2 separate regions of the Homo sapiens genome follow, and region 2 is linked to region 1. The links are chromatin contacts, found by Hi-C or POLR2A ChIA-PET in ENCODE. All regions are on one chromosome and are shown on one strand. The core of a region is the stretch at or near the end of the contact, and the rest is flanking DNA. Distances in the headings are between cores, read along the strand shown.

The links. Hi-C counts contacts between places; a loop is a spot of excess contacts on that map. ChIA-PET counts read pairs that join two places held with the same protein, here RNA polymerase II (POLR2A). Pooled maps may share reads with other maps.
Region 2: a loop to region 1 is called in a pooled map, with 5 times the contacts of the local background. The contact joins two enhancer-like sites. A Hi-C loop is called at or near these places in 59 of 168 maps with a recorded cell type or tissue (CD4-positive, alpha-beta T cell, CD4-positive, alpha-beta memory T cell, CD8-positive, alpha-beta T cell and 31 more), 16 of 37 single-sample maps with no recorded cell type and 36 of 50 pooled maps. POLR2A ChIA-PET finds 5 or more read pairs at or near these places in 2 of 52 experiments (both activated T-cell).

The regions. Positions count from the first base shown.
Region 1 is chr15:92,091,657-92,099,598 of GRCh38, reverse strand. SLCO3A1 (solute carrier organic anion transporter family member 3A1) reads right to left here. Exons shown (of 10, transcript NM_013272.4): 3 at 4,620-4,718. Among named protein-coding and RNA genes, the nearest start is that of SLCO3A1, 240 kb to the right of the region's middle. RefSeq lists an enhancer at 7,931-7,942. Within about 2 kb of position 3,683, at least 3 of the 41 ENCODE cell types and tissues checked have a DNase peak (open chromatin) inside an H3K27ac peak, as active enhancers do; they include CD8-positive, alpha-beta T cell, where a contact is called at or near this core.
Region 2 is chr15:91,702,747-91,710,688 of GRCh38, reverse strand. No RefSeq gene overlaps it. Among named protein-coding and RNA genes, the nearest start is that of SLCO3A1, 150 kb to the left of the region's middle. Within about 2 kb of position 4,073, at least 10 of the 41 ENCODE cell types and tissues checked have a DNase peak (open chromatin) inside an H3K27ac peak, as active enhancers do; they include CD8-positive, alpha-beta T cell, where a contact is called at or near this core.

The sequences.
Region 1 (7,942 bases), core at 2,434-4,933:
CACTGGAAATACAGTTAAACCAGTTTAAAACTAACCAACCAACCCACCCACACGCTCATGAGGATACTTGAGATTGTGAGAAGAGGAGATCAAAGCAAGTTGGGGACATTTACTTCTTTTTCCTGTGCCATATGGACTTTTTTTTTTTTGTAGTTCATTTACCCATTTGTTTAACCTATGTTGCCAAACTTTTGCTATGGGACTCAAGAATTCCAAGAGTATCATTAAGTTACAAACCTAATTAGAAACTGGAGACAGGAAGGGACTAAGGCTGGAGGGTGGCATTGAACATCTAGAATCGCAGCCATTGGGCTAATTAGCCCAAAATGAAGGAATCTAGCAGTAGCAGCCAGCCCTCAGGATGGCAGAGCAGGAGGCTCTCAGTCTGTTGACCTTTTTTGTGAAGCAAACAGATGGCCACATCTTGTTCCAGCTGCAAACGCCATGCAGCCTTCTGCGAGGCCGGCTGGTGTGTGCCTCAGGACAAGTCTGCATGGATGTGCTGGTGAGGCTAGGCCATCTCAGCAAGGCCTTTGTCCATGGAAGGGAGCCGCCTTCTGGCTAAATTCCTGGAGATGTTTCAGGGAAGCCAGCTGTTCTGTTAAGAGTGGGGCTTTGAGGTCAGACAGGCCTGGGGATGAATCCCTGCTCTATCCCTAGCTGTGGAAACTGTTAACCTCTCTCGGATTTCTTATTATAAGTATTTATTGTGTGCTTACTATATGCCAGGCACTGTGCTAAATGCTTTGCATGAGTAACTCATGCCATCCACACACAGACTCAGGATGTGTGTGCGATGTCCCCAGGATCACAGAACTCATAAGGGGGTGTAGTCAGGATTCAAATGGAGTCTGATTCCAGTGCTTGAATTCTTAACCACTGCATGATAATGCCTCACCTAACAGTAGGATCTACACTCCCATGAGAATGTGCTGAGGCTCCAATGAGGCAATCTATGTATAGCTTTAAGAAGTGACCAATTCATGGCTGCTGTTACTACTAATCTTTTTGTAATAAACCCACATAGTTAAGGTTGGCCAAGGCAGTGATTAGATATGTACTCTGCTACTAAGTCCGTTTTTTCAAGGTCCTGTTCTCACCTGGGTTTCAGTTAACAAAGAACCTAAAAAAGAAATTCTGGAGGCACCATCATTTCCTCCCCCAGCTCTCAGGGGAGGGATTTATTCTCCCTGAGCTGAGGAGCAAAGGGAACCACGTAGCGATCAAACATGGATGAAAGGCAGCAGCGGGAGCAGCCCATGTCCAAGTGGAGCCAGCTGGGACCTCCAGGCAAGGTGCCCCGTGGGGGCTGTCACCCCAGAACTGGCCCATGTCTACAACCAGCCCTCCTTGGCACCCCAGCTGCATCTACTCACAAGTTTCAACCAGGCTTCCTCACTGGATTCTCCTCTCAATGCTGGCACCAGGCTATGTGGTGGACGCCGCCTTCTCTCCTCCATCTACCCCATAACGAGGGCCCTCTGTGGACCTGCCTTGCTCCTTCCCCACAAATTTTAGGCTGCTGCTTTTCCTGGACCCCAATCTCAGTGGGGACTTCAGAAACATGTGTCCACGTGTGTGGCCCTTGCCTATTAATGCCTACAGTAATGTTCCCATACATTGGACAGCCCTACAGAAGAGCACTGTTTTAGGAAAGCAAGGAAAAGATAGGGGAGGCCCTAAAGCAATTAAGAATCCCCTCCTCAAATACAGCCCAAATCCACCTGCAGGCGGCAAGTTTCACAAGACTAGAAACAATAAAAACTGCTGGCAACTATAGAATTCTATGGCTGACTCCCTAAATAGGATAAATGATATTCTTCTGCCCTCTACCGGTAAAGAGCTGTGCCACACGGTGCCTCACGGTGCCTCCGGGAAGGACGCAAACAAAGACCGTGACTGACAATGCACCTTGCATTCTTTGGAAACAGAAAGGGAAGTCCGCTATCAACTTGGTGGGGAAGCCTGTCATCAGCGAGATGCCCACACGGGACTGAAAGGAGCCCACCTGCCTTACATCCATGCAGGCACCAAGTAGCCAATGAGCCTGGAACCATGGATCACACCGCTCCACCCTGGGCCTTAACGGGCAAACAGAGATGCCGAACACAGTAAGATGGGAACAGCATTCCAGGCTGAAGGAACAGTCTCAGCAAATGGAGGGAACTGGGAGTGGATGGGCTAAGCCCCCTCCAGCCATCTGTCTACCCGCTGGTCATTTCAGGCACTGAGAAAAGGTGCTGTTTCATTCTCCTAAGAGAGTTTGGTGAGTGAAATCTCCACAGGCAGGCTCAGGAGATCGGGGTTTTATAGAGATACATTCCTTGGATTGGGGACATCCCTTCCCCTCTCTGTGACTTGGTTTCCTCATTTGTAAAATGAAAGAGTTGGAAAGGAATGATGTCTGAGGCTCTTTCCAGCTCAGATATTCTGGTCATTCGCAGGCTTTTGGTTCAAGGCCACCACTGATAGCACTGAGGGCAAAATATGCTATCTGGCCACTTTGCTACCCTTCAAGGTGGCTTCCCCATTGCATCAGGAGTATGCCTCCTCTCTATCCCCTCTGCTGGCCCTGTCTTGTGCTGCCTTGGGTGCAGTGGTGGAAGCTGGCCTGTCTATACGAGCAAGATGGAAACTGACTCACTTCATGTGTCCTGTGTCTTCCCAGCCTACCTGTTACCACACTCCCTAGGAAACGGGTTCAAAGGGCCAGCCGACGGCTGCAAAACACCAGCACTCAATCACCTTCGGAACAGACTCAGCACTTTAAAAGTATAAATAAATAGGGCTGCCTCTGATTTTTTTTTTCCACTTGGAAATTTGTAACATCATTAGCTACAAGTAAATATATCAGTAGGATTAATGGAGTGAATCACAAAGCGACTTGGATTTAAAACCACATTATTTCTTTGGGGTGAATTAGTAAATTTAGCATTGTCAAGAGATGATGGATTGAGAACCTGGGGACTGAGAATTCTTACTGATCCTGAGGATAGATCGGCATGAGAAGCAGAGGCTGGAATGGCTTCTCACCCTCTGTTTTCAGAGAGAAAGGAAATATGGCTTTGCTGCATGCTAAACTACATGGAAATATAGTGTTCCTTTTCAGACACAAGGTAGAGATGTGACAGCACATGGTAGGCAATGACCCAGACGGTCCCCTAAAGTCCCTGCTGCCTGGTATTCTGGTCCTTGTGTAATAATCCCTTCTCTTTCCATAGTAAACCTGAACAAGTGACTAGCTTCTAACAAACGAAATACAGCAGAAGTAATGAGATGTCACTTCTGAGATTAGGTTATAAAAAGACTGTGACTCCTGCCTCAGGTGCTCTCTCTCACCTTCTCTTGGGTTGTTTGCTTCAGGGGTGTCACGGTGAGGTAGTCCCCTCCTGTGGGCCCATGGCAGTGAGCTTGGAAGTGGATCCTCCCCAAGCTGAGCCTTGGGATGATCCAAGACCAGGTTGCCACCTTGCAACACCTTGACTGCAGCCTCATAAGAGACCCTGAGCTAGAACTGCCCAGTGAAGCTGCTCCTGTATTCCAGACCCACAGAAAAAAATACGAAAAACAGTATGATAAGAAATGTCTGCTGTTTTAGGTCATTAGGTTTGGGGTTATTTCTTATGCAGCAACAGGAAACCAATACACCACGTGACTTGCTTTGGTTAATGAAATATGAGGGGAAACACTGTATGTCATTTCTGAGTAGAGGTTTCAAGGGCCAGAGTAAAACTGGTTTCCTGTCTTGGTAACTGTGCAAGCTGGGGTCAGGATGGAACTTCTGTGGGCCTGGGCCTGGGGGGCTGAGAATGCTTATCGATCCTGAGAGTAGATCTACAGGTCACCACGATGAGCCAAGTCTCCCTGACCCTGACACTGCTGACCTACACTGCATATGTAGTGTGACCAAGAAATAAACCTTAGTTGTATAAAATCACTGAGGTTTTGGGACTGTCTGTCACCACAGAATAGTCTAGCCCATCGATCTAGCATCCCATTCAATCCCACAATCATGGATTGGGGAACTCAGGGTATTCTGAGAAATGCACTTGCACTTCCTGCTAAGAACACAGGTTCTGCTTAAAATGGTTTTGAATGTGGATATTTCCTCACAAAGGCCACCACAACAGTGTCTTCTAAAAGGATGTTCCAATATTCTGTCTCATTGACCCCGTTTGTACACTTGCACCTCCAGAACACATGCTCCAACTTTTAGTTTGGAAAGTAGGATCCTCATATAGGTTAATGGGCCCCCACTCAATGAGGATATGCCAAGCATTTCTACACAGACACTCTCATTAAATTCTTATCTGCCAGGCCGATGTAATTATTGTTACCCTTTATTTACAGATAAGGAAAATACAGATTTGAGGAGTAAAATCAGCTATTGGGGGTTATTCAGCCTCTAGGTAGATGTTGGCAGAACCCAGACTTGAGTCAGGCCCTCTGAACCAACACTCACGTTCTTTCATCTAATCTCGGGTGAGCCCCAGCTACAGAGGCAGGGGCATCAAGACTGTCTCTTAGCAAGAAGGTTTTAGAACCCACAGGCTGAAGCCGCATTTATGAGGGAGGAAACGCTTGCGGATGGAAGGTAGACATGGAGATATATTCCTTACTTGTGTCAATGAAGACCGCATCCACGTAGATTTTGGTACAGAAAGAGCCCAGGATAAACCCGCAGGCTGGTCCAAATACCAGCATCGTGAACAGGATTCCTGAAGGAAGATGAAGAAAAAAATAGATTACAAAACAGAAGCTATTCGATGAGCAAAATCACCAAAGGTCAAGGAGATTATTTTACATTGATGAGATGAGATGACATTAGGAATTCATCTAAAAATCCTAGAGGGGAAAGGCTGAATTTCTAATTTTTGGAAACTCTATGAAAGCACTGTATATTATGCTACAATTCTATAGTATTTCAGGTAGGTTGCTTTGAAATTTGTGTCCCTTACTTTTAGAGGACTTCACCCCACATCAAACATATTAAAATACATCCGCATCTATCATTAAATATTTTTTCTGCCATCCACACTTTTGAAAAGGCTTTTATAATTTTGCTTTTACATTTACTTACTTTTATGTAACTTATTTAATTTATGGTTGGCTAAGATCCCTTGACACCCACTGTGCAAACTCAAGAATTTTTTGTGAAGTGAGGATAATCTATGCCACAAATTATTTTCAAATATAATAAAACGTTCAAGACTCCGAAATTCAGCAAATAACAAAGTTCACACGATGGTAAATATCTAACATTTAATTACACATTTATTAATTTCAATTCTTCAATTTCTGTCCACGTTTTGAAGTCATTATCTGTTTCCACTGTTGTTGTGGCTGCTTGTAACAGCTGTTCAGGAATTAAGTGATTCTGTAGCACTTGAGAAAATGGCAGGCTCTGGGCAGTGCTTAAGTATCTGATCGATACAATACCTGGTATTTTACACAGAAATTTTAGGACATTCTGGGAAAAGTACTGATCCCAAATTCAAACCCACAGGCTGTATCTATTTAAATTTCAATTTGGTAGACATTTCTTGAGCACTGACAGTTCTCCAGGCCCTGGAGGCAAAAATAAGAGTCCAGAAAGTGGCCCTTCCCTTTAGAAGCTGGCCATCTGATGAGGACAGTCAGTGCATGGGTAATTCCAGGCCAGGCAGCTCCAAGGTTGGGTGCTAACAGGCCACACGGGCACCTGGAGAGCAGGGTGAGAGATGAATGTCACTTGCTGGGAACCTAAGCCCAGTGGAGGGTAGCTCTCCAGCCTAGTCTGTTCATAGGCGTAGACCAACTCACCCTAAATTCTCTCGGTGATGTCATTGTGGAACCAATCACATATTCATCCATTCAGTCAAGTTTTACTGAGCTCCTTCTATGTGCCAAGTACTATTCTCAGGGTTGGGGATTCAGCATTGAACCAACCAGTAAAAATCCTAGCCTCGCTGACTTGAAGCTTTCCCTCCTCCGAACTCATTCATTGACTTGAGGTGGGGAAAAACAACTTAAACTACACAGAGGAAGGCAAATGGTTTTTAAATACCGGGCAAAGGAAGCCGCGTAATATAGTTTGCATGTTTGTCCCCTCCAAATCTCATGTTGAAGTGTAATCCATAATATTGGAGGTGGGGCCTAGTGGGAGGTATTAGATCATGGGGGCAGACCCCTTATGAATGGCTCAGCACCGCCCCCTTGGTGATGGGTGTGCTCTCACTCAGTTCACACAAGATCTGATTGTTTAAAGGAATCTGGGACCTCCCCTTCTCCCTCTTGCTCTGGCTCTCGCCACGTAATGTGCCTGCTCCCCCTTTGCCTCCTGCCATGATTGGAAGCTTCTGGAGACCTTCACCAGGAGCAGATGCCAACACCATGCTTCCGGTACTGTCTGCAAAACCCCGAGCCACTCGAATCTCCTTTCTTTGTAAATTACCCAGCCTCAGGTATTTCTTTATAGCAAGGCAAGAATGAACTAACACACATTTACACACGGGAACCCAGAACCCTGAAGCAGTCATTTGAACGGGGCTTATAGGAGATGTCTGATGAAGGAAAGAATGAAGAAAATGTTTTATATCACAGAAACAGGGCTGAGTCCACCCTCAGCAAAATCCTACTTGGATGCGAAGAAATCTGGAAGTTCCACTGTTTCCAAATAGTCACTCCATGGCCAACCAGAAACTGTAGAATCTTATTTCTGTTAATAAGGTGCATTTTAGAAAATGAAAATGTGTCACTTTGGAGAGGAGTGACGTTCACATGATCAGCACATTATCTCTGGTTTGTCATAACTTTAAGATAACCAAGCACACAAAGTTGGGGGCAGGGGATGTTACTGGAAAAGATCTTTCGGAATGGGCTAGAATTAGGGGGCTCTATTTAGTGGGGTTGTGGTTAGGGAGCAGAGCAGCAGGAAGAGGATCTGAGAAAGCAGCAGGAAGTAGAGGGCATGGAGAACAGTTGTCCGAGTCAGAAGCGGCACCCACACTAGACCAGAGAGATTCCTGCAAAGTCCTGAAGCCAGTCATATCCTCCCATCCAGGCTGCAGGCTGTGGTAAGCCAGCAGTCAGAGTTACTGGCACTCTAGAGACGGCTCAGCAAACAAACTCACTGCTCAGGCCTTCCCAAAAGAACGGGACACAGAGCACAGGGATACAATTCTCTTGCCATGGGTGCTGTGCCTACCCTTCTTGACTCATCTGCTGTGACTCCCGGCACCTCCCCCATCACCCATAATCATAGCCCTTCTTCCCTTAAATAAATCCCCCAAGCAATGTATTCGTCACTGATCCATGCCCTACAGACTGAATAATGAGAATTATTATTAATACTTAATGGGTCAAAGGACCAAGCCTTCAGCATCCTTGGAAAAACAGAAACAACCAACAAGCTGAAGGGGTTGCATCGAGACTGTGCTGTTATCCCCATGCTTGGGGACAGTACAGTTGAAAGTGAGGACTAGCCAGACATCATAGCACAATTGGGGTCCCAGGCCTCCTGCCCTCTTGCAGAAAAGGAGGGGCGTCCCTCAAGCTGCTGGCCTCAGCTGTCCACAGGAGCCCCACAGGGCCCAGATGGGCCAGTGACTGGGGATGGTGGCTTGAACAGGGAACAGCAGTGGCCTGCTGTGGAGACACCACACCCTGAGGCAGCCTCTCCACCAAATTCCTCTATGAGAAGGTGTGGGTTTCCAGAGTTTGGATTGTGGCTTTTTCAAGGTCCTGTTCTCATCTGGGTTTCAGCTGAACAAAGATAAGCTAAAAAGGAACAGGACGGAGTTGATAGGACCCCACGCCAAACACCAAAGACATTGTGCACACGTATTTTGGTATAAAAGGCATCTTCCTCCTCAGGTGCAACCTCTGGTCACTTTTCTATGTCGCTCCTCGTCACACGGACCTCAAGGTAAACCACCACCTGCAACGCGTTCTCGAACCTTTT
Region 2 (7,942 bases), core at 2,824-5,323, 390 kb after region 1:
CAGATCAAGTCCACAGAATATAGTGAAAGCAAGTTTATTAGAGAAGAGGTAAAAGAATGGCTACTCCATAGGCAGAGGAGTGGCAAAGACTGCTTGACTGAGTACACTTATGATTATTTCTTGATTATATGCTAAACAAGGAGTAGATTATTCATAAGTTTTCAGAGAAAGGGGTGAGGAGTTTCCAGAACTGAAGGTTCCTCCCTTTTTTAGACCATATAGGGTCACTTCCAGACAGTGCCATGGCATTTGTAAGCTGTAATGGCCCTGGTGGGAGTGTCTTTTAGCATGCTGATGCATTGTAATTAGCATATAATGAACAGTGAGGACCAACAGAGGTCACTTTCATCATCATCTTGGTTTTTGTGGGTTTTGACTGGCTTCTTTACTGCATCCTGTTTTATCAGCGGGGTGTTTGTGACCTGTATCTTGTGCTGACCTCCTATCCCATCCTGTGACTAAGAATGTCTAACCTCCTAAGAATGCAGCCCAGCAGGTCTCAGCCTCATTTTACCCAGGCCCCGTTTAAGATGGAGTCACTCTGGTTCAAACGCCTCTGATGATTTTAATCAAGCCACTTTGATTTTGACCTTAGAGATCCCTGAGATAGAACAAGTATATGTAAATATTTCAGGTAAGACATTTGATGTAGTGGGGAGCCCAATGCAAAGGCTTTCATTATAAGTGCACCAATAATTTCAACAAGATTTCACATTACAATCATAAGAGTTAATATTTATAATATTTGAGATTTATAGAAACCATCACAAATATTAACTGCCTTTGTTCTTTGAGTTTCCCTCCTTTGCTCTTCAACAGGTAAGGTCTGTCTATTGATTCGGGGAAGGCAGGCAGAAAGTTTGCTTTGCTTTCATTTCCAAAATTCCCAGCCTTAAGGGAAATGCAGGTGCCTCTGAACTATTAAGTGGAAAGGATTGGAACGAGGAATGGTAAGTGAGGGCGATAGAGATATTAGTGGGTCCTGAGGAGAGAAATGCACTTGAACCTGAACTCCGATTCCTGGTTTTGAGTCCCTGAGAGGGTCAAGACCTCAGGGGAGTTTGGGAGACCACGCTTTGCTGAAAAGATAAGTTGATCTTTGCAAGATTTGTGGGAAATGTACAGTTCTGCAGTAAAAAAGTTGGTAGGTCTTCTTCAAGGTTGACCAATGTCTAGGACCCATCATGGAGCTTCTACCCTTGATGTCATCTAAACCTACTTACCTCCCAAAGGCCCAATTTCCAAGTTCCATTGCACTGAGGGGTTCAAATTCCATATGAATTTGGGGCAGATGGGCACAGTTCAGCCCAAAGCACCCAGTCACCCCTCCAGCCCCCATTCTGCCTGTGGAAGTTCCATGCTCAAGTCCCCAGGACCCACCCTTACACTATAGTTCCCAGCCTGGGCTTCTGCTCTGCCAAGAGTAGAAAATTCCACCACTTTAAATCGTCCCCTGCTCCTACCTCTCTTTAATTTGTCTTCTGCTCTATTTTCTTGCTCAAGTCAGCTGATGACTTTTCACAAAAGGAAAACGCAGGTACTTCTGGGCAAAGCAAGAAGGGATGCCCTGTATCACCTTCTAATAGCAAGAGGCTGGTATTCCTGGAGTTCTGGAGCATCTGCAATTGGATACCTTACGGCTGCTCCCTGAGATCACTGACTGACTTCTGAGATGTGTGGCTGTGGTGACGGGATGAAGTAGAATAATAACCTGGATTCACTGGACCCCAGGGATGTGTTTTTCACATTGTGTTTGCTCTGTGTAGACCCAGAGTTCCACAGATACACAAGGGAATGGGGACACTTTGTGGGTGCAGCTCTGACCAGTGGTCTAGGTGAACTTGCTTTTATTGGCTGGTAAGAGCCAGTTGTTATTTTTTATAAATTCTGTGATCTGGTTGTTAAACAAAACCATTAAAACTCAAAGTAAATAAACATGCAATTAAATAAATTAGTAAAAATAGAGAAAAATACTCAAAACTCACCATTTTTAGTTATTTTACTATATTTTTCCATTATCTGTGCTCTTGAGATTCCGTACGTCTATTTTAACTATAAGGCAAAACTAATATATATTATATATAACTAATATATAATATATATAACTAATATATAACGTATGTAATGAATATATCTTACAATATATAAATATATTATACTGCTACTGCGCATCTCTACCCAATTCTGTCTTCAGTGAAATTGACCAAGGTAGGAGTATTAACACACCACAGAAATTTGGAAAAGCTTCAAAACAGAACTTTTCCCCCTACGAGAACCAGTTGTTAATATAGTTAACATAGGCTTAGGGGTTTGGAAAATCTTGAGGAAGACCAGAGCAGAAGCCTAGGCTGTGAACTATGATACAAGGGCAGGTGTTGGGTACTTGAGCATGGAACTTCCAGAGGCAGAATCGGGGCTGAGTGGTGACTGAGTGCTATGGGCTGAATTATGCACCACCCCCTATGTTGAAGCCCCAACTCTCAGTGCGATGCTGTTTGGAAATGGGGCCTTTGGGAGATAATTAGGTTTAGATGGGGTCATAAGGGTGGAAACTCCATGATGGAATCAGTGTTCTTATAAGAAGAGATAAAAGAGAGTTTGCTGGCTCTTTTTCTCTCTACCATGTGAGGATACAGTAAGGAAGTCTTGAGGAAGTGAGCTCTCACCTCTCAAGAAACCAAATCTTGTAGTACCAGCCTCCAGAAGTGTGAGAAATACATTTCTGTTGTTTAAATCATCCAGGCCATGATATATTTCTGTAGCAGTTTGAGCTAAGACACTGGGTGAGGAGTATGAAAACACTACAAGAGGAGTGATGCAGGGCTCTGCAGGAAAGCCCAGGGGTCCTGCCAGTCAGAGCATCCTAACAAGGACATTGGTACCCTATGAAGCCCTATAGTGGAGACAACAGGCAGCTGAAATATTTTCAGACTTCAACCTGTGTCAGTCAGCGTATAATAAGGAGACAAAAAGCACACCAGTTATTTTAACAGAGAGAATTTAACATCAAGAATTATATCTAATTCTGTGAAAAAAGTCAATGGTAGCTTGAAGGGGGTAACATTGAATCTGTAAATTACTTTGGGCAGTATGGCCATTTTCACGATATTGATTCTTCCTATCCATGAGCATGGAATGTTTTTCCATTTGTTTGTGTCCTCTCTTATTTCCTGGGTACTGGTTTGTAGTTCCCCTCGAAGAGGTCCTTCAGATCCCTTGTAAATTGTATTCCTAGGTATTTTATTCTCTTTGTAGCAATTGTGAATGGGAGTTCACTCACGATTTGGAACATACACCATGGAATACTATGCAGCCCTAAAAAAGGATGAGTTCATGTCCTTTGCAGGGACATGGATAAAGCTGGAAACCATCATTCTCAGCAAACTAACACAGGAACAGAAAACCAAACACTGCACGTTCTCACTTATAAGTGGGAGTTGAACAATGATAACACACGGACACAGGGAGGGGAATATCATACACCGGGGCCTGTCAAGGGGTGGGGAGCTAGGGGAGGAATAGCATTAGGAGAAATACCTAATGTAGGTGACGGGTTGATGGGTGCAGCAAAACACCATGGCATGTGTATACCTATGTAGCAAACCTGCACGTTCTGCACATGTACCCCAGAACTTAAAGAATAAAAATAAAAGAATTATTATCTGGGTATGAAATAGTTATCTAGTTAAGTGAGGGTAAAAAAAAAAGACAAAGGTTTCAAGGTGTCAGAACAGCAGAAGTGGCAACCTCCTCCAGGGTTGGAGGAACAAAGGGAAGATCTTAAGTTTTTTTAAACGTAGAAACTCCGAGGAGGAATCCTGTGAATTGAAACTCAGATCCTTCAGGGGCCTTGTTGCTTGGTTGCAGCTGGGCTCTATGGGGCTGGAAGAGAGCAATCAGCTGCTTTTTGCAAATAGTGAAAAAACTAGTTTCAGCTGTTGCCACAGGAAGAAACCGCTGCTGCGGAGGGGAAGATAGCAAGGTGAAGGAGACTGTCACAAGCTGGAAGGAAACAAAGGAGCAAGTTACTCATCTCTCTTGCAGCCGCACAGTCTCCGTCTGGCGCCCTCTGTTGGTAGTGCCTATTCAAACACCAAGTGGATGTGTGACTTTCAGAGAGCTCAGAGAATTGACACTTCTGGATATGGTGTAAGGCTGCCCCTTGAAGTGGGAGATGATTAAGCCTAGATAAGGGCAAGAGCCTGAAGCTCAAGGAGAGACAGCACTTCCTTCTGCCAAATCCGAAACTGAAAGAAGAGATGGCCCCAATGCTTTCTTGCCAAAACGTTGCTTTGACTACTCTAATGTCAATTTAGGAAGGAAAAAAACATTGCTTCAGCTTTTTTAAGGGTTGAAAGCTTAAGGAGCAGTGTTTGGGAAATGAGTCAGAATTCTGGAAAAAGAATAAAATAGATATTTGAAAGAGAAGGATCTGAAACCAAGTGAAAGCCTTGATAAGCACATTTCTTGTCAGCATCTATTTAAGTGGCCCATTTAACATAGGGTGCTGTTAAGCTATTTTTTCATTAGATAGGAATTTAGTCATCTTATATGTTTGAGATTTTTAGGTATATTTTAAGTTTCAGAATCTTCTCTTATTCTCAGCTGACCTCCTTTCTAAAAAGAAGTGAGAACTCCATATCTCTGCCTTGGCATCCAGTGACTATCAACAAAACCCTAGTAGGTCACCTTTTCTGATAACAGTATCTGCCTCAGTAGAGAAAATCTTTTGTCCTCTAGAAAAGTATCTTAGCAGCTGAATCTCAATAGCTATGATCTACTGCTTACCTTTCCAGGGGAGGGCCAGGCTCCTTGGTTAAATGCTACAGGATGTAGCAGTGAAGGAGGTATAGTTCCTGCCTACAAGAGGTCATAATTTAATAGAGGAGGCAGCAACACAGCCAAGACAGTACTTGGAGGAGCCATAACTCTGCCCAAGGGTGGGTTAGGGGGCTTGAAGTAGTTAAAGAGTGGGCAATCTGCAGATAAAATGGCACATCTGTGGTAGCTTCTGAAGAACAAGCAGTAGCTTGCTAGGTAGAACAGCGAGAACATTCCAGGCAAGGAGAACTCTATGGTGTGAAAGAGGATTAACAATAGGGGGGGCTACAGAGAGGTCTCTGAAGATAAGAGGAGGCCAGGTCATAAAAGAATCTTACACGTTCTTTGAGGCATTTGACATTTATCCTGGAGGTGATGGGGAGCCATCAGAAGAAGCTGCTTATGCAGCAGCTGTGCAGTCACCAGTGTCTAGAGATGGCCCACGACAGAGATACTTTCATTCCCCCAAGAACTGCACTTCCTACTCCACATGGCTCATCGCACAAAAACCAATTGCAAAGGCTTAGACACAGAACTGTTGTTACTGATACTTCTGCAAATGCTAAGCTTTGGCTGTTCAGAGCGAGGCCTCCAACTAGTCCCTTCCTCTGTCTGCTTTGAGTTATATTAATTATTGTTGTGTAACAAACAACTCCAAAGCACAGAGCTTAAAACAACCATGAATTGTCATTGCTCATGGATCTGCAACAGGGCTGGTGTGGCTCTGCTCCACGTGCTTCTGATACTTCTCCTAGGACCAGCAGGCTATCCTGGGCATGTTCTCCCAGAGATGGCAAAAGAGCCAGAAGGTGGGTGAAACATGTGCATCCTCTTAAGGACTAGGCTCGAAACCATTCACTGTGTTATTGGCTGATGTAAATGTCATGGCCAAGCCCAAAGTCAAGGCTCACGAAAATACAACCTGCCCACAATGAGGCCATTAAAGCTGTGAAAGCAGAGAGGGATGAGAAATTGGAGCCAATAATACAATCTACTACACCCATCTTGGTGACTTCATTCTATGGATCCTTTTTTCCATTTTCTTCTTCCTCATTTGGATGGGCACTAACAGATGAAAACTTAAATTTCAAAATGAGTCTCAGGTCTCACTTCAGGTGGGCTACTGATAGTATATTTCTTGTGGTGGCTTTGTGCAGTGTCGACCTGGCTAAGCTAGAACTACATTTTCTGGAATTCCCTTCCCTGTTCAGTGAGCCCTGGTTGGGGTTGGCCAAGACAGAAATATGTCCCAGTTTTGGAAGTTAAGAGTCATATCATTAGGCACTGTCGTCACTCATGATCTTGGCATAGTGCCGCTGCCAAGCCTACCTCTCCTTCAGCTTGTGCAGGATTTCCTTCGTCAACTTCTCTGAATCTTGGCCAAGGTATACATACAACTCCCTGGTAAAAGGCACCAGTATGACCTGCATCATTGAGGTTGGAAACAAAAGTATGTCCAGATTCATTCTCATGGGTTCCAGTTTGTCCTTGCTTCCTCTGTTTCGTGTCCATCTTTTCTTTCTGATTTATTCCACTGTTGACTTCAGCTCTAACCTCAAATATAGAAGAAATAGCTTTACATAGACTGCTTAATAAGTTTTCACAGTTTTTTAAGGTCTAATTCTCATAATAGTAAATCTCTCATTCTCTCATTCTGTATTACTCATTTTGATTCTGTTTTTAAAAATCAAACCCTGATACATCTATGATTAGAATAGGTGATTTAAAATAGTTGAAAGGCAGATCATGGGTTGGTCCTATTTATTTGTTCATTCATGTTTTCATTCATCATCTGTACATTTACTGGGCATCTGCTACACGGTAATCCACTTACTCTGGATATAAAGGTCTATAATATAACTTCTATACAATAAGAGTCGCTGCCCTGGAGATAATCACAGTCTACAGAGAGCAATGCAATAAAGCAAGAATGATAATGCAATATGGTAACTGCTAATAATAAAGAAGCACAAAGTAGCACATGTATAGAAATATAGAGAAAGGTGTATCTCAAGCTGTTTGGGGGTAATTAAAGATCTTCCTAAGAGGTATTGAATGAGCTGCAATTTGAAGGATGAGTAGAAATTCATCAATGGACTAGCAGTTTCACTAGCAGTGTAACTTGGACAAGTTATTTAAATTCAGTGTCTCAACTTCTCATATTAGGATACAATATTGGGATAATAATTGTGCCCGTGTCACTGGGTCACTGTGAGGACGACATAAGTTAATACACATAAAGTGTTTAGAAGAGTGCCTGGCTTATCTGGTGAAGGCTGAAGAAATATAGTTACTATTGTAACTAACTGTTCCTATGATGATCACTTTTTGTCCTTGGTTTACTGTGCTCACTCACATCACTGGCCTAGAACAATGGAATAATGCTGAGCAAAGTAGTGAATAAGTAGAATAAAGAGATGAAAGAATACAAACTCCTGTGTCCTAAAATGCAATCTGTCTAGTGAGACAAAGGGCTAACTAACACTTCAGAGAATAGACTGTGATGCCATTCAAGTTTCCTGTAGAAACACCAATTGTGTATTTAAAATAGTGGCCTGTCTTATCTCTCTTGCCCTTTCCAAAATTCATTATGCTTGTAGAGGTTCTTAGAGACTAAATACTCTGTGACCATAAAATATCATGGCATCAATAATGGTTCTAGCCCCCAAGAAAACAATCCATGTGAAACCCAGCATTAAATCAAAGCTGAGCCACTGAAGGTGAGGAAGGAAAGGGTCTATAAACTGTGTCAAAATAGTGGGTTTAACCAACAGAGAAACCATATGATGAGAAAGATTATAGTGATGCGGAGGTTGAATTGCATAAAAAAAGAAAAGAGAATTTCACTGACAACGAGGCAAAGATTTACAGGAGAAAAAAAGAAGCAGGAGAAAGCAGCAAGAAGTGTTTAAGTGAGGACTAAAATTTTCAAAGTCATTTGTGGGCGTGTGAAAAAAGAAGGAGGCCACGGATTTCCTAGAACTCAAACTGGGAGGAATGAGAAGCAAAGTCTAGGCAAACAGAGAAAGACATAGATGAGATCAAGTTGGAGGCAACCTTAGATCCACAAGGGAGCTTTCAAAGAGGGGCAGGGAGAAAAATTAGCATAGAAAGCCAGCCC